Regions from separate parts of the Mus musculus genome. Here all the other regions are linked to region 7. Evidence: chromatin loops called from intact Hi-C (ENCODE). Cell type or tissue: heart. All regions are shown on one strand.

Evidence for each region. A loop is a pair of places that touch in the nucleus more often than their neighbours do. Peaks named below come from ENCODE experiments on the same cell type or tissue, not always from the same donor. Only the 100,000 strongest peaks of a DNase experiment are listed, where the experiment ranks them.
Region 1: a loop joins it to region 7, with 1.9 times the contacts of the local background. A loop is called at or near these places in 6 of 42 quality-filtered maps.
Region 2: it touches region 7 in a loop (2.4-fold over the local background); 3 of 42 quality-filtered maps call a loop at or near these places.
Region 3: it touches region 7 in a loop (6-fold over the local background); 15 of 42 quality-filtered maps call a loop at or near these places.
Region 4: it touches region 7 in a loop (2.5-fold over the local background); 7 of 42 quality-filtered maps call a loop at or near these places.
Region 5: a loop joins it to region 7, with 10 times the contacts of the local background. A loop is called at or near these places in 3 of 42 quality-filtered maps.
Region 6: it touches region 7 in a loop (2.0-fold over the local background); 14 of 42 quality-filtered maps call a loop at or near these places.

The regions. Positions count from the first base shown.
Region 1 is chr10:59,823,666-59,827,665 of GRCm38, reverse strand. Micu1 (mitochondrial calcium uptake 1) reads right to left here. Exons shown (of 12, transcript NM_144822.3): 9 at 340-477. Among named protein-coding and RNA genes, the nearest start is that of Gm23803, 7.9 kb to the right of the region's middle. In heart, no CTCF peak of the experiment used is centred here; DNase peaks (open chromatin) are centred at 1,945 and 2,325.
Region 2 is chr10:59,437,408-59,441,407 of GRCm38, reverse strand. Oit3 (oncoprotein induced transcript 3) reads left to right here. Exons shown (of 9, transcript NM_010959.2): 2 at 2,493-2,867; 3 at 3,591-3,698. Among named protein-coding and RNA genes, the nearest start is that of Gm36318, 2.3 kb to the left of the region's middle. In heart, no CTCF peak of the experiment used is centred here; a DNase peak (open chromatin) is centred at 1,817.
Region 3 is chr10:59,700,162-59,704,161 of GRCm38, reverse strand. It overlaps Micu1 (mitochondrial calcium uptake 1), which reads right to left and starts at 1,599. Exons shown (of 12, transcript NM_144822.3): 1 at 1,475-1,599. In heart, no CTCF peak of the experiment used is centred here; a DNase peak (open chromatin) is centred at 1,591; H3K4me3 peaks cover 1,841 bases; H3K27ac peaks cover 1,401 bases.
Region 4 is chr10:59,812,875-59,816,874 of GRCm38, reverse strand. All of the region lies in intron 8 of Micu1 (mitochondrial calcium uptake 1), which reads right to left. Among named protein-coding and RNA genes, the nearest start is that of Gm23803, 2.9 kb to the left of the region's middle. In heart, CTCF peaks have their summits at 1,837 (motif pointing right) and 3,720 (motif pointing right); DNase peaks (open chromatin) are centred at 1,904 and 2,914; H3K4me3 peaks cover 288 bases; H3K27ac peaks cover 1,253 bases.
Region 5 is chr10:59,450,021-59,454,020 of GRCm38, reverse strand. Mcu (mitochondrial calcium uniporter) reads left to right here. Exons shown (of 8, transcript NM_001033259.4): 7 at 2,699-2,815. Among named protein-coding and RNA genes, the nearest start is that of Oit3, 10 kb to the right of the region's middle. In heart, a CTCF peak has its summit at 2,049 (motif pointing left); no DNase peak of the experiment used is centred here; H3K27ac peaks cover 189 bases.
Region 6 is chr10:59,492,345-59,496,344 of GRCm38, reverse strand. The region is part of intron 1 of Mcu (mitochondrial calcium uniporter); the gene reads left to right. Among named protein-coding and RNA genes, the nearest start is that of Oit3, 53 kb to the right of the region's middle. In heart, a CTCF peak has its summit at 2,136; no DNase peak of the experiment used is centred here; H3K27ac peaks cover 532 bases.
Region 7 is chr10:59,613,967-59,617,966 of GRCm38, reverse strand. It overlaps Mcu (mitochondrial calcium uniporter), which reads left to right and starts at 1,275. Exons shown (of 8, transcript NM_001033259.4): 1 at 1,275-1,443. The coding sequence starts at 1,297. In heart, CTCF peaks have their summits at 1,934 and 3,669 (motif pointing right); a DNase peak (open chromatin) is centred at 1,216; H3K4me3 peaks cover 2,124 bases; H3K27ac peaks cover 1,285 bases.

The DNA of each region.
Region 1 (4,000 bases), 210 kb before region 7:
AGCTGCCTTGTGGTCATCTCCACGTGGACAGCCTATAGTTATTTTAAATCCAAGGCACCTACAACAGAATACTATCTTTCTTCCCATCCAAATGAACTTTTCAATGTTCTTCAGTTCCAGTGCATGGAGCCATCTGGCTTTGATCAAGAGACCTGGGGTTATTCTACCCTCTCTCCTACTCTCTGTGTACTGTTCACTATTCTTCTCTCTTTGGGCCTTAGAGCTGAGAGATGTATTCATTCCCGAATGGTTCACGACACGTTCTCATTATTATTGATACCTCTGCAAAACCCAGAGGTTCCCATGGTTTTATTTCTCCCTGTATCCGAGGCAACCTACCTTCCCATCTTTGAAGTGCTTCTTCAGCTGTCTCTGCATGGCGGTCAGCTTCTTGGACTGCACTCCACTGTAGGCCAGCAGCATGCCCCCGAACTGCCTCTCAGAGATTCTCCCATCTACCGGGTCATGGCGTTCAAACTGGGGAGGAAGCAGACAGAGTGTTCTGGGAGTTACATGGAAGGTATTTTGGTGTGGGCTGTGGGATGATCAATTGTGTTTGAGGGGAGAAATGAATCTGGCCCTTGGTTCCTCACAGAGAAAGCAGAACTGCTTAAACGCCTGTGTGACGTCATCACAATGAAGGTCATTACTCTGAGTTACTAATATGCACCAATAATAATAAAACCAAACAGTTAAACTCAGAACAGACAACCCCTCCCCATCCCCCCTTGGGTCAGGAGCATCCTTGAGGAACAGGGCCAATTTTAAAACTATAGAAAATTTCACAATTTTTCTCTTTTCTTCTTTTTAGACAGGCTCTCACTATGAGTTCCTGGCTGGCCTGGGACTCAGCATGTAGACCATGCTGGCCTCGAACTCACAGAGCTCTGCCTGCCTCTGCCTCCTGAGTTCGAGAGTTCATACATTAATAGTAATAACCAGTCTCTAAGATCATCCATGACCTTGCTTCTTAGAGAAGACTTAAAATAAGGATTTTAAGTCTTATCAATCATGCTTATGCAAAAATCAAATAGATCCCTAAGGATTTCAAACAAGCGTAATGTAATTAACAAGTTTTCTCAAAAAGGATATCTGAATGATAGGACATCAATAATGCTTAAGAGAAATATGTAACAAGACAAAGAACCTTGAGCTAATCTAAGCTTATCAGAGCACTGAGATTTCATTTAGAAACAGGACAAGGAAGCTCTCTTGGTCCCAGTTGCAATGTTAGTTCTATGTAATATGTAACACGTAATGTTGAGGTTTGGTCTTTTGCTATGTATTAGAATTATATTATTATAATGTATTATAATGCTAAATACTGGTCCCTAAGGCCTGGTTGCCCCCAAGGATGAGAAAATCTGCACATAGACTCAAGTGATGCAATGTCACCTTGACCCCTAAGTTACTCCTGATTGGTGAATGAAGATGCCTACAGCCTATAGCTGGGCAGAATTGATATAGGCAGGGCTTGGAGTTCCCAGGCTTGGGATCTGAGGAGACCATGAGAGAGGGAGAGGATGGGAGAAGAAGATGTCATGGGTAGGAGAGTCATGAAAGCATGGCTATGAGGACTGGCCAACTGAAGTTAAGAGCAGTTCAGACGAAACATGGAGAATTATAACTCAGGGTTATTAATGGGGAAATAGATTCTAATAGCTTAGAGGGTGGATATCTGCCCAGCTCTAGTGCTGATTAAGGCTAATAATAATAATAATAATAATTATAAAAGGCAGGGTAGGCCTAGTGGCCAAGTAGGGGCCAAAAGGACAGGAGGATGGTAGAATGTCCTCACACTCCCACATGGCAGGGTTGATCTGCTCTCCTGAGAGGGAGTTCACAGATGTCAGATGGTACTAAGTAAGTTCATGTCAACAAGCATGTCCCCACCGTCTTCTCCTTGTCCAGCACTGTGTGAGTCACCGTGCGGCATGGGAAGGAAGATCCCTGGGGACCTCTGCTAGGCAGATGACACATGTAAGACAGTGATAAAAATGGAAATATCCAAGAGTAGATTCTTTCCAGTCTTGCTTCCTCCCTCATGAGTCACAGAGTATACAAGCCACAAGAACTACACCGCAATAACAACTCTTTACTGCGCATGCACCTCACTCCAGAAGTTCCCCGTACACTCTCTCATTTAAATCTTTGTCAGGTCGGTGGAGCTTCTTGGCTCTGCTTTGCAGACAAGAAGCCTGAGGCAACGTGCAATTGACTAAGCTGGGTTAGCAGATGTAGTCCATCTGGATTCACAAAATTCCCTACTTCTCTGCAACCTTCAGGGCAGCACCCTGATATTCTGAATAAGCTACAACAGTGGGGAGGAGGGGCGGGGCCGAGAGCCGGCTGAAGGAAAGCACAACTCCTCCTGCAAAGGAATCGACATCACCACCACAGGCCAGAGGCTCCTTTCCCACTCGGGCCCACAGCAGTTCCCATCCGTCACTCCGTCTCTTGCACAGAACTGATTAATTTCTGACAAAACCCAAAGTTTTGGGGGGATTCGATTTAAGTTTGATTTATGGCTCAATTTGCCATCCTGAAACAAAACGGAGGAACTGATAAAAATTCTGAAAGCGGGCAACGTTTTGCACTGTTTAAAGCAGGTTTCCCGTAGGGTCAGATGGCTGAGCTGGAGTTGACCATACAGAATGTATTTACAGGCAGGGTCTACCCCAAAGCTGTGCCCCGCGGCTCTCTGGGCTGGCCTGGAGGATCTGGATAGACATGCCTGCCTTTCTGGAACTCCCTACCAGGGTGGAACAAGGCAGATTCGAAGTTGAAATGCTTCTTGTTTGTAAACCTGACAGCGGCTGGCTTGCTCAGGGTTCATGAAAAGCCTTCAGTTTCCACCCTCTAAAGGCACAAACATTCCTCTGTTGTGTTTCAAGGGCAGTTTCTAGGGGAGAGCCTCAAGTAGCAATTTCAATGCTCAAATTAGTATTTTTACTAGTTTTTGAAGACACAAACTTGGCTTTTGGTAACATGTTCCACTATTATCAAGCAATTAGAACCCAAAAGGCTTAAACATCAATATTTGTCCTTTCTGCAGCCTGGCCGACTTCAAAACTCATGGCTTCAGCTCTATGCTTTCACTTTGGACAGCCAGCATCTCTCAGTTTAGCCTACGGGGTCTTCTGGGGTAAAGCTACCTAATGAGGTTTTTCATGTTGCAGAGGATCAGGGTCTTGTGCATACCAGGCAAGGGCTCTACACTGAGCTCCAGCCCCAAGCCATTAGGTTCTGAGGGCTTAAATGAGGCCAAGCTGGCAGGGGTGCGGTGGGGTGGGGTGGGGTGGGGTGGGGGTAGAGGGCGTGTGTGTGTGTGGGGGGGGAAGGTAGGTGGTAGGTGTTTCACACACTACATCTGCTAACAGACACAAACATTCTACTTGTTCAACATTTTAAAGTTGAAGACCTACTAAATGGTAGTTTGGGAGTTTTGAGGACTGCATTTCGGGGATCTACTGACTAAAATGTCAAGGGCCATGGATAGATGTTACATGGCTGGAGAGATCATGTGTACACTTATTTTTTTGACATAGACTTCTCACTGTGCAGCCCACACTGGCCTCAACCTCATGATCCTGCTGCCTCAGCTCTCTAAGTGTGCCCCGCCATGCCTGACTCCCATCTTGTATTCTTTCTTAGCATTTCTGTTGCCATGAAGAGACACCTTGACCATGGCAACTCTTAAAAAGGAAAACATTTCATTGGTGCTGGCTTACAGGCTCAGAGGTTTAGTTTATTGTCATCACTGGTGCGATATCTGGTGGTGTGTAGGCAGACATGGGGCTGAGAGAGCTACATCTTGATCTGTAGGCAGCACAGGCAACTGTGCAACCATACTGGGTAGAGCTTGAGCATAGATGACCTCAAAGCCCTCCTACACAGTGATGACACACTTCCTTCAATAAGGTCACACCTCCTAAGAGTGCCACTTCCTATGGGCCAAGCATTCTAATGAGTCTACAGGGGCCACTCCTATTCAAACCAC
Region 2 (4,000 bases), 180 kb after region 7:
TTTCGTGTTCCTTTAGCTTCCTGCCTGAGTGGCTAGGACTTCCAAGGACCTTTTTTCTCTACAACCTTCCTATGAGCTAAGGGGTTCTGGGAGTATGTGTGAAAAGAAATTAGATCTCTTTCTAGGGTAAGGACGTTAGAGTTCCAACTTTAAGAATGGAAACGATATTTTCTTTCCTTTAGAAATGAGAGTAGAGCTTTTTCCTTAATGAGTAAAAGGGAGCAAATGTTCTGTCCCCATGAAAGGGGCAGACCTGGATAAAGCAGGTATTAAATTTGACCTTTAAAAATATGAGTGACTTTTTGCACAGACCAAGCAACTTCTCAGGCTTGGCATAAAACTTGCCAACGAGGATCCTTCTGGGTGTTTCTGTGTAGCTCAGTGTATGACTGGCTTAGATTGGTTTCTCTGCAGTAACTTGGGCCACACTGACACCTTTAAATATATATATAATTTACATATGTGTGTATAGACACACACACACAAAGTTTGAATCCAGGCAATAGTGGCACAACCTTTAATCCCAGCACTCAGGAGGCAGAGGCAGGTAGATCTCTGTGAGTTTGAGGCCAGCCTGGTCTACAGAGTGAGTTCTAGGACAGGACAGCCAGGGCTACACAGAGAAACCCTGTCTTGAAAAACAGAAACCAAGCAACAACAACAACAACTGATTGAACCCTGAGGAGATATGCGTATTACAATATCCTGGATGGGATCCTGGGACAGGGGACATTGTAGATAGAAACTAAAACAATGTGAATGACCACAGGCTTGAGGTAATAATAATCAATGGTGCTTCTCAGTGCTTGGAACCCAGGAAAGAAGAGGTGAACAGGGAGAAGCAGGGGACAGGACAGGGAGCTTCTAGACACAGCAAAGGCACAAGGGCTGAAAAAACTGTGACTTGGACAGTGTACAGGGCCTTCGAGGTACACCAGCCTCCAGGATAACAAGATAGGGACACAAATACGTCTGCTCAGGCCCCGTGGTTGGTCTTTGTATAAGATCCAAGCTCCTAAGTGTTCTGCTGAGCCGCTGAGCTTTCTAGCAGGGAGGGGGACTTTGAGAGAAACATACAGGGTTGTTCTCTTTCAAGTCGCTGAGGACTGTCTGAGCTAACTAGGATCAGTTTCTATAATGCCACATTCTTGGCTCCACACTGAGAGCAAAAAGACGATTTGACACCAAATGGGAATTTTAAAAGAGTGTGGAAGAATGTAATGTTAGCAAATATCCAGCAACTGTGTTTGTGTGACATCTCATATAGGGTCAATCTCTTCTTCACGCCACTGTTCCTCTACAACAGGAGGGCAACTGAACTTTCCAACAGTCTAAGAAATGACATTTAACTTTAAGGAAAACTTTAGAAATCATGGAATAGTCATTACGGGAGTTGTTGTCAATGCCATGAAAGGTTGAGAGTCTAACATTTCTTGTAAAATTAGAGACAGGGAGATGAGTGAAATATTTCTATGAAGTTATAATCATCTGTGAAATTGTTCTGGAAGCCCTGCTTGGCTGGAGAGCCATAGCCAGAGGGGTGGAGGAGACTTCCCCCTAGGAGAAGGGAGGGAATTTGAGGACATCTCTTCAGGGAGCACTGAATTGTCAGCTGGCACTCTGCTGGGGCAGCTCGGAGGCATTTTAAAGACTTTGGAAGGAACTCGCAAAACTTGAAGAGAAGGTGGCACAAGCAAGAATTTACAATCCTACAAATGTCATTTCCAGAAAGCACAATGTCCTGAACACTTTTTGCCCCAGACCGTCAAGTTATTTCCTGCCTGCTCTTGCCAAGCTGCAGAGTATTTCAAAGCAACTGGCCGTGTGCCTCGGGCCTTTCCCTTTCTGTGGAATGAGCTTTCCACATTCTTTATTCAGTCAGACTTCATACTGAGGCAAGACCTGACTGCCACTTTTGCAAAGGTAACTCAAGGCCTTCCCCCTTTTTCACACACCACACACACACACACACACACACACACACACACACACACACACACAACTCTCCCCGCCCTCAGGGACCATAGGCTGATATTGATCCGGGAGGGCAAGGGGAACAGAGATGAACACAGCCTTTGAGTACCTACAACGAATGACAATGCCCTGCAGACAGGGGCATGGAGGTATGTGTGAACGTTTTGAATTCCCCAGACAAAATCAGAGAAGGAGGAGCCCTGCTAATGAAGGGAGTCCTCCATTACGTGTCAAGTCTCAGAAGACTTCGATCTTGATTAGCAGAATTTCCACACAACACACACACACACACACACACACACACCACACCACACCACACCACACCACACCACACCACACCACATCACATCACATCACATCACATCACATCACATCACATCACATCACATCACATCACATCACATACACACACTTTTTGTTTGACAAATCAAAATGCAAAAGCGAGGTGGATGTAGCCAGTCATTGGCACTGTGATCTGAAACATCACCGGCTATCTCTGGGTCCTCTTTCACCCCCAGTCCTAGATCCTTGTTCCGCTTACATCAGTCTGAACGAGCCCTGGAGGAACACTGACCACCAGTTCGACGAGTCCCAGAATCAACCTCTTTGCGACAACCATATGAACGGGGAGTGGTATCGCTTCACGGGGATGGCAGGAGATGCCATGCCTACCTTCTGCATACCGGAAAATCACTGTGGGACCCATGCTCCTGTCTGGCTCAATGGCAGCCACCCCCTAGAAGAGGATGGCATTGTGCAACGCCAGGCCTGTGCCAGCTTCAAAGGAAACTGCTGTCTGTGGAACGCCACGGTGGAAGTCAAGGCCTGCCCCAGAGGCTACTACGTGTATCGGCTGGCCAGACCCAGCGTCTGCTTCCATGTCTACTGTGGCCGTAAGTACCCTCCTGTGCTCTCTTCCCTCCCCAGCAAGCCCACAGATGGAGTTAAAGAGAAAGGCACCGTATGAAAGCCAGTTATTGTGATGCTTATTTCTTCATTAAAAGAAAAGAAATTAAAACATTACAAGATTAGAAGTGATGGATTTTCACCTTCCTGAGTATGGAAGAGCCCTCAGTAATCTACCTGTGTAGTGATGACCAATGGGTGAACAGATAGATGCCCAGACATCCACACGGTAGCTTTGTGCTTGCTTTTGATGCTTTTTAGGCATGATATATAACGGGAAGAGGCAACTTAGTGTCAATAATACTTAGAAGCGAATTACTACATCACCAATGCCATCAAAATCTGGGGACTTCGTAAACACCTTTAAACAGTAAAGCTCAAACGCAGAGCCCATAGAAGCTGGTGTTCCCAGCTCCTGTGCATACTCTGGAGAGACCACAGTTGAGCATGACCAGGTTCATGTGCACTAATGTGTTTAGTTTGCTGAAGTCCTCTGGTCACCATGGGCCTGAGGTCTGTAGCTGCGAATTGGTTATTTGAATGGACCAAACTGCCCATGAGCAGCTGGTCTTACTCCATTGATGATACAGTCCCTGAGCCATGAGAAATGTCAGGAACATGTGGCCCATGCCTGCATTCACGAGACAACTCAAAAGACAGGGTCCTCTGAGCCTCACCACTCACAGAAGGTAACTGTTGTCCTTCCATAGATTTCTATGACATCTGTGATGAGGATTGTCACGGCAACTGCCTGGATACCACCGAGTGTGCATGCTCTCCAGGAACCTCGCTGGGCCCAGATGGGCAGACTTGCTTTGGTAAGAACTAGTCACAGGGCAGAAATGGTCCCTCGGGATCGATGAGACATCCCAGTGAATCTCTGAGCATTTGCAATTGAGCTTGTCTTTGTTGCTCACAACTAAAGCACAGCACAAGCTCACGGTGTGATCAGGAACAGTTTGGAACCACACAGTCTGCTCTTATGAAGCCATTGAAAGTGGCCAGTGTGCCTGAGGATCCAACTCTTAAGTTTACTAGATTTTAATATAAACACCTTTTGATCCAGCCATTGGCAAACCAAAAATGCATGGGACAACTCGAATGACAGAAATTTGTCTGT
Region 3 (4,000 bases), 86 kb before region 7:
CTCCATGAAACTATAATAAAGGCAGTGATGCTCTTGCTTTTACCAGAATTGGCTTTATCATTGGCTCCTATCATTCTCTCCAGGCACACCAGCCATTCCAGAATCTTCACTTTCTGCTAATATTATTTTGAATGTTATGACCCCTGTGCGGATACTTAGGTGTTGATGACTCTTTCTTGGCATCAGTAGGTAGCCAGGGTGATGTCTTTAAGCAAAACAGAATCAAAGATTGATGAGAAGTGGGGACCGAACCCATTGAAGTCTGTAAGGTCTGGGCAGGCCTGTAATCCCACCCACCATTCAGTTGGCAGAGACAGAAAGATTCAGACTTTAAGGCCAAACCTAGTGATGGGGGTGGGGAACCTACCTCAAAAAAAAAAAACAGAACAAAAAAGAATTCAAACAAAACAAAGTAACTGGTGGCCAGAACATCTTCCCGGATAAGTGGCATTCTAAACTCTTTAGGATAAGATTCTAAACAAGCATCACATTGTCCACACCGGCAAACATTCAGGATGGTCGAGTCCGCCAACTGTTTGTTATGTCTCAAAGGCTGACAATCAGTGAAACCTAAACTCCCCAACAGATGTGTTTCATCTCCAGCACACACTCCTTTCTAATGCTGTTAAATCACCTCCCTGTCTGACCCTACTGACTGCTTTAAAGTAAACAGAGGTTTATTAAGGGAGTCATCCCAGAAGTGGATCAAAACATGTATTTATAAACAAGCGGGAAAAAAATAGGTCTTTCCAAAATGTCTCAGGAAGAAAATTATTTAATCTTAATTATTTATTTACATGCACAAATATTTGCACTTCAAGCACCTGAAAGGGACTGTAGACAAAACCTCGGATTTATAAAGGTGACAACTTATTATAAAACACAGTCCGCCTTAAACTCTTCTTCTAGCATCCCACATAATCAGTAATACCTGGCTCATTCTCGAAACATCGTGTGGGTAGCCCCGACTGGGACTGGGCACAGACAGAGAAAGGGAGAATGAGAACGCGAAGTTGCTGGTGAGGATAAAAAACGGAACAGTCCGAGAAGTCTGCAGTTTGTTTTGCTTTTCTAAAAGGCCAATGATCCCCCCGCCCCATCTTCTCTATCCCCAATACATGTATTTATCTATCTTTCTGTCACAGCTCTAAACTCCTCCATCTACTTCTGACCACATCCACGAATTCCGGGAGAACTAGTGTGTCCTGGCCGCAGGTGGAGAGGATGCACTCTGAGGCTAGAAGCCGGGCACTACAAGTTCTCCCTGACAGGGATAAGGGGTGATAGGGTGAAGGGAGCGGAGGACCGAGAGTCCCCTCAGCATATCACCAACAGCATCACCAAGACAGCAGCAGTCCCTGGCGGACCTGAAAAGTGGCCGGATCTCAGAGCCACACGAAAGGCTCGTCCCCAAAATGCGCCGACTTCCCCTCCCCTAAACTCGCCTCCAGGCGATCAGATTCCTCACACTCACCCGTCCGCGCTCCAGCTTTAGCAGCAACTCGGAGAATGCCGCCCACCTCTGACAACCATAGAGACGCAAATGCCGGGGAGCCCCGCTCTGCGTCCTCCGCCCACTCTCACGTGACTCCCTTAGCCGCTGGGCCTGCCGGGATCTTGATGAAACGTAGCAGGGAGGAACCGAGTTGGGGAAAATGGGGCGGGGCGGAGAGGCAACCCCGCCCTTCTCTGGGGCCCGCCCACACTTCGGATCCCGCCCCGAGTCAAGACTCCGCCCTCGCCTGGGGGCCCGCCCTGTCCTCAGCCCCGCCCACACGTCGGTGCCACGCCCTCGCTGTTTAGGCGGGAATGCCGGCAGATTTGCAAAATCCCTCCTGCATTCCATTGCTGATTTTGTTTCTCTGCTGTCAAAGTCCACCTCTCCTGTGCCTCTTTCTAGTTAAACCCTGCTCTTCCGTAAGTGGGAAATTGATAACGAGGTTCTTCCCACCAGTCTAGAGGCTCACACTGGTTTTATTTTAGGAACATCTTTTATTTATTCTTTGACAGTTTCGTAAGATATAATGTATCTTAATCTTATCCACCTCCAGTTCTCCACGTTCACTCCTTCCAGGAAGTCCCCGCTAGTCTCCCAACACTTGGAACTTAGAGGCTAGTGTGGTTTACTTAGACCTGTGTCAAATTATGAAACAGAGGAGCTCAGCAGGTAAGGGCTCTTACTACCAAACCAGATAACCCGTATTTGAGTCCCAGGACACTTATGGTGGAAGGAGAGAACTGACTGATGCAAGTTGTCTCCTAACCTTCAGAACCATGCTGCGGAACACACATACCTGCATGCATACATACATACATACATACATACATACATACATACATGAAAAAAGGGAAGGAGAAAAGAGCGAATAAAAGTCTTCTCTTGGGACACACATCTTGTTATCTCTGAAACTTGTAAATTTCACATTGCATCGTAAATACCATAGAACACTTTGGAGGCTCACGGGATAAATTAACTCTTTATTTGAATAAGGAAAAGAGAAAAAAAATCATCAATATATAAATTGTTGAATAAAATTTTCAGCCAGATGTGGTGGCATAGAACTGTAATCCCAGAATCTGAGAGATAGAGGCAGTAGGATCAGGAGTTCAAAGCCATACTTAGTTACATAGTGAGTTTGAGGCTAGTGTGGGCTCTATAAGATCCTGTCTGAAAAACCAAGCCAAACATAAAAATCCATCAAGATCAAGGAAGACAATGATTAAGTTGGGCATGTTGGTATATGACTATAACCCCTGTAGAGACGGAGGCAGGAGGATCAGGAATTGTCTTTAGGTTGTCCTCAGCTACATAAATAGCAAATTTTTCCCTTACCTCCATCCATGTACCATAGCAAATGTGTCACCCCACACACATACTCACACACATAATAATATGTAAATAAATATAAGAAGAAATATCCAGGTATCCCTCCCCTGCCCCACACCAGTAGTTCCCATGCCATGTTGATAATCAAATGCCTCACACTTAACTGGAGAGATTTTTGGTTTAGGTTTTTATTTGAGACAGTTCTTTTTATATAGGCTAGGGTACCCATGCTGTTCTCAAACTCATGGTAATCCTCCTGCCTTGGCCTCCAAAGTGCAGGGGTTGTGGGCATGCACTACTATGCCTGGCTCAGGGTAAAATAACACAGATTCCTGGATCCTAAGATACACTCACTGGACTAGAACGGTGCTCAGAAATCTGGATCTTCATAGTCCCATGTGATTTCCATGTAGGTGTTGAATGGGAAAAGAAATGGATTTGGGTCTTTTTTTCCCCTCCATGCCACAGAATAAAATATCTCTATTTTGTCTTCAGTATAGCAAAAGTACATTATACTAGAAATCCTGCGCTATTTTGTGTGTGTGTGTGTGTGTGTGTGTGTGTGTGTGTGTGTGTGTGTGTGTGAGAGAGAGAGAGAGAGAGAGAGAGAGAGAGAAGTTTTTTTTCTCTTTCAGTTGGGCCAACATATTAATTGACATGCTTTCAAGCATTTCCTAGTTACCTATTTTTATCACATACATAAAAGTAGCAATTCCAGGTGTGACCACAGCAGGCTCAACTTATTACACCACAGTGAAAAGTGAATCTCTCCTGAGACAGGCATCTGAGTGACTGGAGTGTCATTTCATAAGCCTTCCATTCAATTCTTTCAAATGAATTCAAAATAGACTCCCCATCCTTCATTATATCTATCTTCAGAGTTTTATAAATTATAGTCTTTAAAAACCTATGCAGATTTCCAAAGCTTTCCTCTCTCTTCTGTAGTGCTGGAGACTGAACACCGAACTTTGTACAGTCTAGGAAGCCCTCTAGAATTGAGCTGTTTGCCACCCCACAGATTCTTGTTGAGGAACTAGTATAGTCCAGTATCATTTAGAAGTTAAGTTCTTAGTTGCTATTGTAGTGTGTATGTTCTTTCCTGATAATTATGGCCAGAAATAATTATATTCAAATAAGTAAGAAAAAAAATTTTTTAAACCTTAAATATTCCTT
Region 4 (4,000 bases), 200 kb before region 7:
TAGGAAGGACAGCTTGCTTTTGCAGGGTCACTTCACATACAACAAGCCCGGAAGAAACAATACACACAGCCAAGTACAGCGACAAGCTCCCAGGAGCTCGTGGGCGGGATGGCAGTTCCATGCAAGCCAAAACAATTTGTACTGAGATCTGGAAGCAGGCTGGAGTGATAAATTAGGCAAGACTGGCAGGTACACTTATTCATTAAAGTGAGAACCAAAAGAACTCATCAGCAAAGTTCTGTGCCTTCTGCCACTTGCTATTAGAAAGCTACCATGTCATCAAGTTTTATAGAATCCACGCAAGGAGAGATGCTAAGTAAAGCGTTAGCATAGCACTGTGCCCCATAGGGAAGTGAGAATAGCTGGATCAAAACACAGAAAGACCCTGTCCTCTAAGTTAGAAATCTGAGTCTCAGGGTCCAGACTCCTGGGGGTCCTTGCATCCAGTCTCTGAATCTGGCAGCCCCTGGAAAACACTTTTATGCAGCCCCATAGTCTCTTCTGGCTATGGAAGGATCAGGCTATCCCTTGCATCCACTTCAAAGGTATTGCTGGTGTGTTATAGAAGGGAATCCAATATAACATGGCAGCAAGAAAATTGCCTTGGCAGTCAGAGAGACTCTGTTTTTTTTTTCCTCCCTTGGACAAATACCAAATGTGTACCTCCAGGCAAGCTGTTTAACCCTTTCAAGCCTTGGTTACTTTATTTATAATGTGGGTAAAATGACAGTATCTTTCTCTTGAGGTTACTGCCAAAGTTAAGCTAGATAATACATGTAAAATTATCTCTATTGATCTTTTCTCAGATTTTAATTTACTTTTAATTAATTTACTTAATTAACTTTTTGAGATTGGATCTCACTAGGTAGCCCAGGATGGTGTGAATCCTTTCTTTTCTTTCTTTCTTTTTTTTTTTTTTTTAAAATATATTGCTGGGAACTGAACTCAGGACCTTATGGCTCATGAGACAAGCATTGTATCTCTGAGCTGGGTCCACAGCCCCCTTGAGATAATCTTTTACATTTTAAGAATTACTATTGTTTTGAGATTTGTGCTTGTGTGTGTGTGTGTGTGTGCGCGCGCGCGCGCATGTGCGCGCAAGCGAGCGTGTAGTAGAAGGCGGAGTAGAAGGCACTTGATACCCTGGAGTTGGAGTTAGGTTGTAAGTCACCTGATATGGGTGCTGGGACCTGAACTCAGGTGCTCTGCAGGACACACATTTAACTGTTGGGATACAGTTCAAGGATGGAGTTGAATGAGAATTCTGAGTGCTTTTTAGAAAACCCTAAGAAGACAAGAGTCTTGTGACCTTGGCTTCTTTGAAACACATAACTGTTTTTGGCATGTGTTTCATGCTTCTCCTAAGTGTAGTTATTCTACGCCTTTGTGGAAAAACACAAGAGGTTTGTCCTTGTGACTGTACACTTCATCCACATGATTCTTTTTTTTTTTTAAAGATTTATTTATTTATTTATTATATGTAAGTACACTGTAGCTGTCTTCAGACGCACCAGAAGAGGGCATCAGATCTCATTACGGGTGGTTGTGAGCCACCATGTGGTTGCTGGGATTTGAACTTCGGACATTCGGAAGAGCAGTCGGGTGCTCTTACCCACTGAGCCATCTCACCCGCCCATCCACATGATTCTTAACACTCAGAGTAAAAACTGTCGGATGCTCTGAATAAAGTTGGCTTTTGCACGAGTCCTTAGTTCACCTCATTTTTAGGCCCTATTCTCCCAGGTTCTTGCTGCCAATTACAGCGGCAGACATGCCACATCTTCAGCACCACTGTCATCATCATCAAACTATGTTGGTAATGTGAGTGCTTCCACAGCCCAGCAGAGGGCGTCAGATCCCTCAGAGCTGATCCTGGTGGTTGTGGGCTGCCTGACTTGGGAGCTGGAAAGATAAGGCTATTTCTTAACTGTGGGGCCATTGCCCAGTTGCACAGTCTAGTGTCTCTGAAATCAGCAGACTGCCTAAGATTGTTACTGACTAGAGAGCAACTGTACCCTTGCTGTCTCTGCCTGCAGAAACAAGTCAGAGTTTGCAGAATGGGTGCCAATAGTTTAGGAGAAAATTCCAGATAACTGTGGAATTTTCTTTTCAAACTGCTGTATCACCAATGCTGTGACAGTGCAAAGGACAACAGATGTGGGGAGGCTGATAGGCCGATTCAGAACGAAACAGCCAGAGGTGCTGGCTCTCCAAGGAGGGGCGGTTCAGACTAGTTTATTAGTTCATTTACTTGCATTTCCCTTTTTGTCTGCATAAGAACTCCACGTACCAGAAGTCTAAGACTAGAGGAGTATTGTAAGCTTGATCTTCACTGATGGGGAAAGATACGGACATGGTGAAAGTACTTCTCTTGTGGCAAACTCAACAGCGTTTTCTTTCTTTCTCTGTGATAAGTTGATGGTGCATCCATCCAATGTTTGTGCTTTGTATTTTGCTGAAGTGTGATAGTAATCAGCCTGGCACACACAAAGAGCTCAGTGGACATTAACTATGCACACCAGTATTAGCAACAGGTCTGCCATCAGACTTGCTTCTGTTACCTTGAGATACATTTAAAAACACGATCTTATCCTTATTTTTGCTTATGTATATCTGTGTGAACGTATGATGTGTATGTGAGTATATATGTGCCCATGGAGGTCAGAAGAGGGCACCTGGTCCCCTGGAGCCAGAGTTGCAGGTGGTGTGGGCCACCTGATATGGGTCCTCTAGAAGAACAGCCTGCGTTTTAAACCACTGAGCCATCTCTCCAGCCTCCCTTCAGCTACAATGACAGAGAACTACATCACCTTCTATGAAGACAACATATAATGGGGAAGGGACTCATGCGGCCCAGCCCTTGGCTGACGAGCTTCGGGCAGCTGATGCCGGCCAGCTGCTGGCGCAGGGTGAGTCACTTTTTGTCAGCGGTCCCTGGTAAGTTGCCTGTGCTTCAGTAAATTACCCATGCACATGTTCACATGGGCTACCCTGGTGAAGCTCAGTGAGTCTAAAGAAATAAAAGGCAGGACCATAAGAGGGGTGTGCTGGGAAGAAGCGGTCCAGAGGGACTGGGGGACGGGGTGAGTGGGAGGATGGAGGATGAAGAAGGTGGGGGTGACTATGACGCAAACACCTTATATGCATCTATGAAATTACCAAAGGGTAAATTAGAAAAGGCGACATAGAGAAGCTGATTGAGAAAGGACAGTAACAATCACCTCTTTCCCACGCCCACAGGGAGTCCTTGCGCGTAGGAGACAGCATGAACTATGCTTGGGATTAAAGGCTGAATCGGAAACTCATTTTCTAAAAACTAGGCTTTGGTATGGAAACTAGGGCTGTAAGGGGAAACTGTAAGCCCTGCATTAACTCCAAGTGGGGCCCAAATTAATGGGTTGCGGGGCAATGATGATAAATTCTCCCTATTTACTCGCTCATTCGTGCTTCATGGTACTCTCTGAAGAGGCGAACAGCTAGGCCCTCCACACTTACTGAGACACAGCTTACACGTTCAGCGGTGGGGTGGGGGTGGGTGGCGGGTCTAAATTAGTTTACACGGATGTAAATCACTGGCTTGATTACAGCCACGACAAAAATTGCAAAGATTTACCAAGCGGTAACAGAGGCTGTGACCTGATACAAGTCTCTGTGCTCCTGACAGATAAAGAGGCATTGAGCGTGGGACCTCCCCTCAGGGAGCTAAGTCAGGCTGCTTGTCTGTACCCAGGAGGTGGCGACATTACGGAAAACCGCTGGGCGGAAGCTTTCTACAGGGACAATTTCACAGAACTAAGCCGCGAACAAGATCAGTTGAGGAGACAGAGAAATGGTGGTATTCAAGGAATGTGCGTGCCACACTAGCTCCTTGGGCTCCACTAAAGGGCAGCGGGGAGAGGCAGAGTTCTGCTACTCTACAACAGTTGGCCAGTTCAGGCTGTCTGATTTAACACATTTGAGGGGAGCTAAATATTAATTTGTGTAGTCTGAAATGTCTTCC
Region 5 (4,000 bases), 160 kb after region 7:
TCTATGTCTCTCATACTGGATCTAAGCAGCATAGCCTTGAATAACAAACATTTGAAGCAGCTGAGACACACAAGACTCCCCAGGTTCCCTTTTCTGTCTAAAGCAGACTAAGAGCTGCTTCCTGCGGCTGCTTTTGAACTGGGCATGTCCCTCCTGCCGTTAGATCAGTGACTGTGCCTCTAGGGTTGTGTGGGGGTTGTAATGAACCTTTCCCAGCCTCCCATACATACCTAGCAGGGAAGGCAGAAAGTGGACTGTCCAGTCCTCTGAATGCTTACCCGGGTCTGCTGTGATCCTGTGACTCACAGCAGTCACTGAGGGAGCAGAGCTGGCAAGCATGCCATCCGCCCAGCAGCCTGCCTCAGTTTCCCTCTTCCTCCTCCTCAGCCAGGGCTTTCACAACTGATGCTGTCCATTCTTAAATGACTCTCAGCTCACCTGTGTTTGCACTGTGTTCTAGTCCCCAGGGGCCCCTCCTCTCCCCTCCCCTCCTCTTCCCTCCTCTGCCCTCCTCTGCCCTCCCCTCCCCATGCCAGTCTTCAGTATGGAATGCTCTCCTTGTTCCTTTCCATTCTATTTCAAGGCTTACTTGAATTTCCACCTTTCAGAAACGTCTAACCAGTTTCCTACAGCTCCTTGTCTCCCGTTTCCCGTGAAACACTGCAGTGTATTATTCTATTGTTCTTGCACTGTGCGTTATCACAATTATTAGTTCAGTGTCTTTTCCTTCAAAGGAGACTATAATATCTTTTACGTGTGTGTGTCTGTGTGTGTGTGTGTGTCTGTGTGTGTGTGTGTGTGTGTGTGTGTGTGTGTGTGTGTGTAAAGCTGTGGTTTGCTTGCTTTGGGGAACAGGTTCACACTTTGTAACTCAGTGTGGCCTGGCATCTGCCTGGGCCTTCAGTGTGCCATGGTTACTCATGTGCTCCACCACACCTGCATAGCCTGGTGTCATCCACATCTCACTCCCTTGTTCTATAACATGTGTGGTTCCTTATATCTCAAGGACTGAATGAAGTGAACAAATGAAAATAAAAGGCAGCCACACCCTTGGGCACACACTAGAACCTTTCCAGTTACATCTTAAATTCAGAAACTCTTTGATGTATTCTTTCCAGTCAGTCAGCAAAATTTTTAAAATGGCATTTCCCTATGGATTTTGCATTTCTTTGATTATGAAAAGATTAAGCCCTCTCACATCTGCAAAAATGTCTGTGCACCTTTTTCCGAGGTGAATCATATATTTTATATCAAAAAGCATGAATATATAGCCACTCATTTAGTTAGTCTCAATTCTGTAACTACATACCCATTCTACAGATGAAGAAGTAAGGCTTGTTAGGAAAAGAATTACATGTTGAAAACCGTAGGCCCAGGAACTGAACCCGAGTGTGTCCTGCCCCCAAGCTTCCCTTCCTGATAAATGTTTATATCCCGTTTCCCTCTGTTGAGTTCATTTGTGAGTAGTTATTTCTGAAAACGAAGTCACCTGGATCTAGAATAACAGTAGAAATACCAGCGGCGGGGGCTGCAGAGATGGCTCAGCGGTTAAGAGCACTGACTGCTCTTCCAAAGGTCTTGAGTTCAATTCCCAGCAACCACACGGTGGCTCACAGCCATCTGTAATGAGATGGGATGCCCTCTTCTGGTGTGTCTGAAGACAGCTACAGTGTACTTACATATAATAAATAAATAAATCTTTAAAAAAGAAAAGGAAAGGGAAGGGAAGGGGAAGGGGGAGAGGGAAGGGAAAGGAAAGAAGAGAAAAGAAGTATTCTTGCGCATAGGTAACAGAGGCCGGGGAGTATTGCAAGTTCAAGGTCATCCTGATGTACACAGAGACTTGCTTGGGCTGGTGGGAGGGGCTGAGGGGGTGGCACTGCCCCAGAGAGCTCTGCTTTGTACACGCTCACTGGGGCTCTGCATGACTGCGGTGTTAGTCTGGAACACAGTGGCAGCTCTTCATTATCTTGTACTCGTAGCTTTAATGCTGTGTCTGTCCTGTGTCCCTGCTCCACTGGACTTCCAGAGTATTGTTACTGCCCCCAAGTGACAAGTTATGACATAGCAGTAGTAACCAGTTTGGTCACACCTCTGACCAGAAACATCAGCCGGTTAAATGTACATAATTCCTTAGGCTAAATATTGGCTTACCTAACTAGCATCTCTAATTAGCACCATGAGCTAAATGACTGTTAAGCAACATCTAAACACTTCAGGATCATTACAATGACACACTACATTCATTCTCAGCCTGAAGAATCTTTGTAAGACAGCAAATTCCTTGAAAGAAGAAGATCTGGTGAGTCCAGGCATGCTAGCACATACCTGCAATCATCCCAGCTTCAGTCGTGGTAGAGGAGACAATAACACTCTGGTGGGCTACAGTACAATACCACGAAGCACTGGAAATGAATAGACTCTGGCCGAGAAAGAGCAACCAAAGCCTGGAACAGGGCAAGTGTTCGTAGTCCCGGCTGCCTGCGGGGATGAGGGAAGAGGATAGCTTGAGCCCAGGGAAACACAAAGGCAAACAACATTTAAGAAATAACTAAATATGTAACACAGCATGTGGGTCTGTCTATGAATGCTTATTGTATTGAGTCTAACCAACAGTGAATTATCAACCAGCAGTTAATAAATGTCTTTAGAATACTACTATTGAGGACTAATGGCTAATTTCTCCTTTGTGTTGTAGGAATATGTTTATCCAGAAGCCAGAGACAGACAATACTTATTATTTTTCCATAAAGGAGCCAAAAAGTCACGTTTCGACCTAGAGAAATACAATCAGCTCAAGGATGCAATTGCTCAGGTAAGTCCTATGAGAATTAAACGAGCCCAGCCCTGTCTTCAATAGCATTGTTATCGTTGATAACCGTGGTCCTGCAATCGGGCAGGCGGAGGGAAGGAGACGGCGACCGTTTCCAGTATAAAGGTGGTTAATTAAAACTTTATTTAGCTAAAAGGTTGTTTTTTGGTTTTTTAAGGGGGTTGGCTTCCTGTTAGAAGGATATATTTCTGTTTGTTTGTTTGTTTGTTTGTTTGTTTTAAGGCAGTGGCCTCTGTGACCCAGGCTATCCTTGAACTCACTGTATAGCAGTTGGGAATGAATCAAACTCCTGGTCCTCCTGCCTCCACCTTCCTTTAGGATTGACTCCACCGAAGGTTTAGGAGATGCTGAGGGTTGAGGTGAGAACCCCAGGCTTGCTGGGCAAGTGCTCTGTTGGCAGAGCTGCCCCCCGGCTGGCTTTGCTGTTTGTGGTTGAAGAGACAGGTCTGGATGCCCGCCTTAGGCTGGCCTGTGACTCCAGGTGACACTCCAACCTCAGCCTCTCAGGCACCTGTACACTGTGTGCCCTCACCGTGATGAAAATGGTGAGCCCCAGCTGTGCTGTTGACACAAACACACTGGAATTTTTAGAGCTATTTTTTTTTTCCTTTTTTCATAGTCAGTTCTTCAGACCCTTTTTTTTTTCTGTTTTCTTGTTGTTTTCCTCTTCTATTCTCTCTACAATGACTGATCCAAAGTCTTTCCAAGTCAACTGGATGGACGCTAAAGCCAAAAGCAAACTGCACTGTGGGAGAGCCGAGGAGGGCTGGGCAGGGTACTCGTGAGGTCATTCCGGGGGATGCGTTTTAAAGACACGCTTCCTTTCCACAGAAGCCCCTCTTTCAAACTCCTGCAGTCCCTTTAATTTGGGTGACTAAATCCTCATTTGTTCCCCATAGTCTTGAGATTGCAGAGGTTTTCAACAGTTACCAGAAGGCCTTTCTTCCTTAGAGTGTTTGGCTGCCCTTCTCTGGTGTGTTTGTGTGTGTGTGTGTGTGTGGTATACGTGTGTGTCTGTGTCTGTGTGGTGTGAGTATGTGTATGTCCATGTCTCTCTGTGGTGTGTGTGTGTCTGTTGGTGGGGAAGGTTGTGGTATGTGAGTGTATGTCCATTTATGTGTGTTTTGTGTGTTTATCTGTGTAATGTATTTGTGTCCATGTCTGTGT
Region 6 (4,000 bases), 120 kb after region 7:
ACACGTTTTTGCACTTCCCTAACATTCTCAGGTTACTTATCAGATATGTGGACTGCCCTTTACAAAAAATAAAAACTTACTTTCTTTGCAAGGGTCTGTGGTGCTAGCCCATCTCTTTATTTAGCATTGATGGTACCCAGAGACTCCCAGAGACTTCTCTCCCTGGGTATTGTTATGCCATCCACAGACTCTCTCTCTTCACCTTGATTTTGGTCACTCCCTATATGAAGAATATGCACTGTTTACCTAGCATGTCTTTCTTTTTATTAACTATTTGTTAGTTATTTTGTTGTTCGTTGGTGTTTGCTTGCTTGCTTGCTTGGTTTGCTCAGGTTTTGTTTTGGTTGAAGAGCTGAGAATCCACCCCAGGGCTTATGCATGCTAAGCTTGCACTCTTCCACATCCCTAACAAACTAACAAACTTGTGTTTGATTTGATTTTGTGGTTTGTTTCTGTCATCTAGGCTAGCCCTGAACTCCTGTGTCCCTCTCCCAGGAGCTAATATACACATACCATATACATATAAATCTAGCACCATTCTTGGCTCCCAGCAAACTTCCTGATGTGTTTCTTAATGTTAATATTGGCCAAATATTTATGAGATGCTTGCTACTTTAGAACAAAAGAAAACTAGAAAGCTTACTATTTTATTGTGACATATCAAGAATAAAAAGATGCAGCATGGATAATTCTGGTCTGGGGATCACAGGGTATGGGGGTGAGGATGATGAGCATTCATTACCCATTTCCTGGTTGTGTTTGATTTGTTGTTTTTCCTTTGTATTGTTACCATATTTCAAGGAGAAATGGCTAGAACAAAATCATTTTTGTTTATGTTAGTCTCAACAAATTTCTCATGAGAAATCTTTAAAAAAAAATTACAGACCAATATCTGTGTGTGGACGGTTCAATAAATAATAGCCTGGGATGGTGGCTGTAAGTCACAGCTGTTTGGGAGGCTGAGGAAGACGGTGGTTTATGCCCAGGGGTCTGAGGCCAACCTGTGCAACACTGAAAACCTGCCTCTAAATATAATTTTTAGTTGCGATTGTCAGTATCACTACAGAAATGGTCTGGAGAGTTATCCCCACACCATGTAAGCTGTATTCTATAGCAAGGGCCAGCTAAGGCTTTCTTAAGGGGCTGCACTACAGACGTTCTAGCTTTCTAAGACCCCGTGGTTTCTGTTGCAATTACTCATTCCTCTCACCGCTGCTGTTGAAATCTGCTGTTCAGACAGAGAGTCAGTCGACCTGCAGTGGGCATGAGTGAGCTCAGCTGTGTTGCACTAAAACTCTACAAACAGAGGTGGCTGGCCCGCCAGTCCATGCTCTACAGCATCTAACAGAAATCATGTCGTGTACTGTTGACTGCAATATATATATATATATATATATATATATATATATATATATATCGCCAAGGACAATTCGTAAAAATCATAGAGGCTTCTGGCTTTTACAATGTTCCAGCAAATGGTGATCTGAAGTATTTTCAGGTGAAGTATTCTGATGGTTCCGATGTCTTTTAAGATGTTCTGGGGGGAAATGAGGCATGATAGTGAGTGCCTATTATCCTAACACATGAAGGGTAGAGAAGAGGGTGAGAGGATCCTGAGTTCAGCATCATTGTTGACTAGACAGCAAGCTTCAGGCCAGCTTTGATCATAGGGAATGTATTTCATAAACATCAAAAGAGAGACAGAGGAGGAGAGCTGGAGGGGAGGGAGTCAGAGACTGACTGACTGACTGACTGACAGACTGACTGACTGACTGACTGACTGGGGAAAGAAGAAAGCAAACTAGCTGGGCCTAGATAAACTGAGTTTGGCAAAATGTTGCTAACTGCTGAAGGGAGTGATGGGTGCCTGGGATTTCCTCGCACTTTGCTCTTTCCTGTTCACAGATGGTCGTGGTAAAAGCCACTGCATAGCCATAATGGTCCAGAAAATGTACCAGTCCCTCCCTTCTCTCCTCACACCATAGCCTGGGAAGGAGATAAGAAACTGAATTCTAAGCTTTGTCTTCAACACAACCAGGGAGCAGCCCCACAACACTCTGTATAAAGGGTGGCAGCCAGATCTGGTGAAGGCCAGACAGATGTCTGGAGAGACCTCAAGTGGTGACACCCGTGCTTGCAGATCCCCAGCAAAGCCAGACAAGCAAGTTCTTCAGAGTCAGTGGTTGGCCTCAGACACCCCAAAAGCAACATTCAGGGCTTTAGCAAGGACTCCAGGAAAGATTAATGTTAAGAACTAAGATGTATCCACAGAGCAGTGCCTGCATCTCTGAGGCTGCCACAGGGCGGTGGGGAGGACGAAGGACTAATACTGAATAAACTCATGCTTTATGAAAGCCACCAACGGTCATCTAAGAAAGACCCAGCCACAATGTCACACAATGAGCATTGAGAAAGCAGGAAGGCAGATAGAGAATGGACACCTGAACTAAACTGATCAGGAAAGGGACATAAAAAGCCTCAGAACTCATAACAGAGGGAAGATTTTTGTTGTAACATAATACATATTTTCCACAAGCTAGCATTTTCTCAGCATTTATTTGACGAGGACTTGTTATTTCACAAGCACTGTCAGTGGTTGAACCAATCAAAATTTGTCCCATGGGTCAGAGAATACAGCCATAAACTAAGTGAGCAATTTACTTAGAAGAATTGAACTTACCAAAATCAGGGGAAAGCTAAGCATGTTGGGTAGGGGTATATACCTGAAGTCAATCAGGAGAGGCTAACGCTGGATCAGTATTTAACATGAGGGGCCAGAGTAGACCTTTCCCAGCAGGGATGACATTTGAAGAGCTAAGGGGAGAGAGGGAACCAAGTAGTCATGAAAACCAATGTTATAAACTCAGCTTGCAATCCTCCTGTCTCCCTTCCCAGGGTGCTGGGACTGCAAGCATGCATCGCCATGCTTTAGTTCACAAGGAAACTATTTAACAAGAAAGCAGTGATCAAAACACCCATAAAACTCCAGACTATACTGCTTGCCCATCATGGTCAAGGCCCTGGGTTTAATCTTCCGTACATACAAAAAGAAAAAAAAGAAAAACAAACACAAGACTCTAAAACTGCATACTGGAAAAGACTAAATATATGTTTTATATTCCTATAAATAAATATAAGGAGACTAGACTTTCCTAATGAACAATTCCCAGATTAGTTCACAGAGAAAGCAGAGCACCTCAGAAATGATAGTAAATAACAGGCCAGTAGAGACATTGCGGATGCACACAAGGAAAAAACCTCAGGGTGATGCATTCAGCATTGGTTACTACACTACAATGCAGACAGTAGTCATGGGAACAGATGCAAACTCTGTGAGGAGAACTCTGTAAAATGCTTCTCTAGGATACAGATAAAGATTCGGAAGGAGAGACATGGGATTCTAGGCTACATCAGGTATAGTTGCATACACCTAGATTTCCAGAGGCAAGTAGATCTCTGTGAGTTTGAAGATAGCCTGGTCTACACAGTGAGTTCCAGGTCGGCAGGGCTACATAGTGAGACCCTGTCTCAAACCACAAAGACTCCTGGATGCAAAGGCTTGACATAATACAGATGGTAGTTTCCCCTATGTCAACCCATGGAATTAGCATGGTCTCAAAACAAAATGCTTGGCACTTACAGGTGAACACTCACTGTAGACCAGGCACTGTTCTAAGTGCAGTATATATACTACCAATTCAGTTCTCCTGACAACTAACCAAACCAGATACTAAAATTTACCATAAACCCAGAATGTGGAACCATCATCGTGGTTATCTGGTTGCGAGCAGACAGATCACTGGATAGAGCAAAGCTTTGTTCAGAAACAGACTGAAATTCATATAAGTATTTGGAAAAGGAGGAGGATGCTGTCTGAGGTGAGATGAAGCCAGCCATGCTGCCGTGGAAGAGAGACTGGCTGTTTGTCTTTCTTAAATGTGACTGAAATTAAGTCCAATGAATCAAAATTTTAAACCCGAAAGAAAAACCAATTAAAATA
Region 7 (4,000 bases):
CATATCTGTAATTTTACCACTGCTTTGAATCATAATGTAAATACCTGTGTTTTAGGATAGCCTTGGGAAACTCTTGTGAAAAAAACTTTTGACGCAAAGGGTCGCGACCCATCGGTTGAGAAACCTTGTCCTGTGGCAAGTCGTGTTTTCAAGAGAAAGTTGAGTGAGGTCAGTCCAAGCCAGGCATGATGGTTCATGCTTGTGATCATAGCACTCAGGAGGCTGAGGCAGGACGATCATAAGTTCAAGGCTAGCCTCAGGATGTAGTATGACTTAATCTCAACAAAAATCCGAAGTACTACAACAAAACAACAACAACAACAAAAAGGGTAATTCTACGCTGGGTGTGATGGTCCATACCTATAACCCCCAGCACTGGGGATGGTGAGGTTGGAGGTGAGTTTGAGGTCATCCTGGGCTACATAGAGCATTGCCGGTCAGGCTGGGCAACATAATGACAGTCCCCCGTATCCCCGACCCCCCCGCAAAAAAAAGTTATTCTCAACTGTGTTCTACTTGCTATCTTAGCAAAATTATGAAACTTGGTTCATCTTTACATGGCTTTATTACATTGCTGGCGTCTTCTGTTTTTGTAGTTTATTTTAAAAGGGAGACCAAGGTCAAACATGGTAACGAACAGTGTTGCTTTTAGAGAGGAATGCGGATCTAAGGGTGCTGGGGAAAAGAATCAGATGTTTCAATTGTGTAGCGTTCTGTTCATTCAGCCCAATGGCAGGTACTCATCCTGGGAGTTTGAAGCTACAACCATTCTACCTAATACCATGCTACACAGCACTGCCATTGGATAACTTTACAATTCAGGGTTAGTCTCGGCACATCCAAATGCTATCTGTTATGGATGCTAACTTTAGACATGCGGTCGAGAGTTGTAGCCAACCTCCTTAAAATGACCAGTTGGGTGCTTAGGCAGACAACTTAGAACACTCAGAACTCAACTCGGAACAAGCTCTGCACAGGTATCTATTTCCCCTAGCTCTCTTATCAAGTCACTTGGTAAAGATTAGCCAAATCGAACGGGCAATCCCTTACTGCTCCATTCCCAGAGGCTCGAACGCCAGAGACCGGTCCCCTAGAATTTGCCCGTAAGGTAACTCTGGAAGTGACAGACAGCCCGAAGCCGGGATTCTCCCGCCTTTTGATTGGACTTTGCAGGAAGCCCCGCCTCAGAGGCTTGACTCAGGACTGCAATTGGCCTAGTGAGGCTGAGTGGCGGGTCTTGGCCACGCCCCTGCCGTCCGCTGCGCTGCCTGGGCCAGCGCCGTTTCCAGTTGAGAGATGGCGGCCGCCGCAGGTAGATCGCTCCTGCTGCTGCTCTGCTCCCGGGGCGGCGGCGGGGGCGCCGGCGGCTGCGGAGCGCTGACTGCCGGCTGCTTTCCCGGGCTGGGCGTCAGCCGCCACCGGCCGCACCAGCAGCACCGGACGGTGAGCGAGCGCGGCTCCGGGGAGGGCGGGGCGGCGTGGGGAGCCGCGGGCAGGCCGGGGCGCCCGGCGACTTCCCTCAACTCGCGGCCGCCCCGGGGTGGCGGGCCACCGAGCCGCCGTGTCCTTCAGCGCCTGCGGCGGCGGCGGAGAAGGCAGGGCGGGCGGGAGGCAGGAGAGGAGGAGGAGGGGCGACAGCAGGGATGTTCCCGCAGGACTGGGGACGCCAGGGCGGGGAAGGCACGGGACTTGAACCTCTCCCTGACCCGCCTCCGGGCTCGGTCCCTCCTTCCGTCGTTTCTGACAGCTTTGCTCCAATGCTCCCGAACTGAGCCCGGTGCAAGTTGTCCCCTTCTCACCTCCTCTGGGCGGGTTGGAGCGTCCGGAGTTGCCGCGGTTGCCGGTGTGTCAGGAGAGTGGCAGTGCCATGCTGCTGGGAACTGTCCCCGGAGAGCACCCCGGGACCCCAGGAGGCTGCTGCCTCGCCCTCTCCCGGCCCCCTAGGAACACGCAGGGAGGAAAATCAAACTTTATCCTTCTCTGATCAGGTCCCCTGCCTGTGCGTGTTCTGCTTCCTCGAGGTGGATGCTGCATTGCTTCAGGAGGCAAACACCATCCCCTCGGGTTCTTAAAGATCCCGGTGGTCCCTTCCGAGGGTTGTGCACGCGTGCCCAAAGGAAGGGCAGCAGGCACAAGAGAGGCGGCATGGCAAGTTGTTCACAGAGGGAGAGATTTAGTGATTCCATTAATCAGTTCTTGCCGGGTTTCATTGCTTGGCAAAGAAGGAATTCTGTCAGTAGCCCAGGGGCGTGTGTATGTGTAGTGTTGGCGGTATGGTACCTGAGCTTGGCATGGAGTTCTTGACCTAACAGGTCAGCAGGTTCCCTTCCTTTGGACTTTCGAGGCCCATATGTGTTGGTCTCTGGCCAACTCTTGAGAGAACAAGTGTAGGTTTAATTTCATAAGGTGAACTTGTGTAGTGTGATGAGAAGGCTCACTGCAGCTGGCCCAATAGAGAAGGTGCTGCCTTCAGCCCGTGCATCATGATCTGTCTTGTTCTGTTTCCCTGTCTCCTAAGAGGAAAGGACTAGAGCTTTGCAGAGAGGATAGCCCTAGACCTGTGGTAGCATAAAATTGTGGGAACGCACTATGAAAAGAACCGAGGCGCTGAGAATACAAGATAGTATTGCTATTATTAGTGGTAGTGATGGACCTGAGCTTCCTTCTTGTGAGAAGATTGTACTTTTTCATATTTGGCATACTGACATTGCTTTGCTAAAGCTTTTGGGTGAGAGCCGAGTTTTTCTATAGTTCAATTCTGATTTGCATGTATGATAGCCTCCAGTTATGTTCTCTGAAAGACATACAGGCCACCCCCAAAATGTGATGGCAGTCTTTTCCCTCTGAACTATTGGAAAATTTCCCGAGCTATCTTTGTTTTCCAATGAAGCATCCTCCGATTTTGCAGTTTGTTCTTAATACTGTTTGGGTGTGGTATTCAAGTGGTGTTTGAAAATGTGTGCCTCAGATGCACCGGTCTCTGTGTGTGTCTTCCTTGTAGAGCTACTTCAGACAATATTCTTCTGTGCTATTCTGGGGTGGGTAAAAGTGATGAACTGAATCTGTAACTGAAAGCACAATTAAAAATGAAGTGTTATTTTTGAAGGGCAGAAGTGTTGTCATGGAAATGGTGACTTGTAAATGAACTTAGGAGTCCAAGGTTTGAAAAGAGGTGAACGTGCTTGTTTCAACACGTAGAAGCAGATTCTGAATTTCTGTTCCAGTTGCTCTAAAGCCATCATGAAGGTACCCCCATCCGATTTTCTATGATTCTTCATGTGGCATTCCGTTTGAAAGATGCCTCTTACGGATTTAACTCTTGATATTTCAAGCCTGAAATTGAGGCCCAGAAAAGAGAAAGACTTGGCCAAGATTGCGCAGCTGAGAAGACTGCTGCCCTCTTGGTCTTCTTTTTATTGTATCCTAAACTACAGTTGCCTTTGTATCTCTCCCTTCTCTTATAAAATTAACCCTTTGTCTGCCAGGGAAGTCTTTGTGTTCCACAGTCTCCAGGAGTAGGAATCGCTAAGTGGATATGGTTTTGAGACACATGTGGTAGGAGACTATGGAATAAACCACTTGATCCTACCTGGGGAGGCACTGGGGCCAAGCGGACACATCCCGTGTGTGCAGCAGATGGCAGTCTGCATCGAACCCGATCACAAGCCCAGCTTGTGGCACTCCTATTCAGCAGTAGTAGGGACAGCAAATTGGAGCCAAGGGTCATAGCTAATAATAGCTGCTGCTGCTTCTTGGCTTGAGTCACATTTGTTTGTTTGTTTGTTTGTTTGGGACAGGGTCTCACTATATAGTGGAGGTCCAGTGGCCTCTTTTCTTGCTCTTCCTCTCTCTGGTGTTGGGATTATAGGCATGTGCCACCGTGCTCAGCCAGCCAAGAGTCATCGTTTTAAAAGGAGCGTAGATCAAATAGAACTTGAATAAAATGGTCAACGTGGTTGCACAGTTATAAGCATAACTCCCCCATTAAAATGTAGTCCAG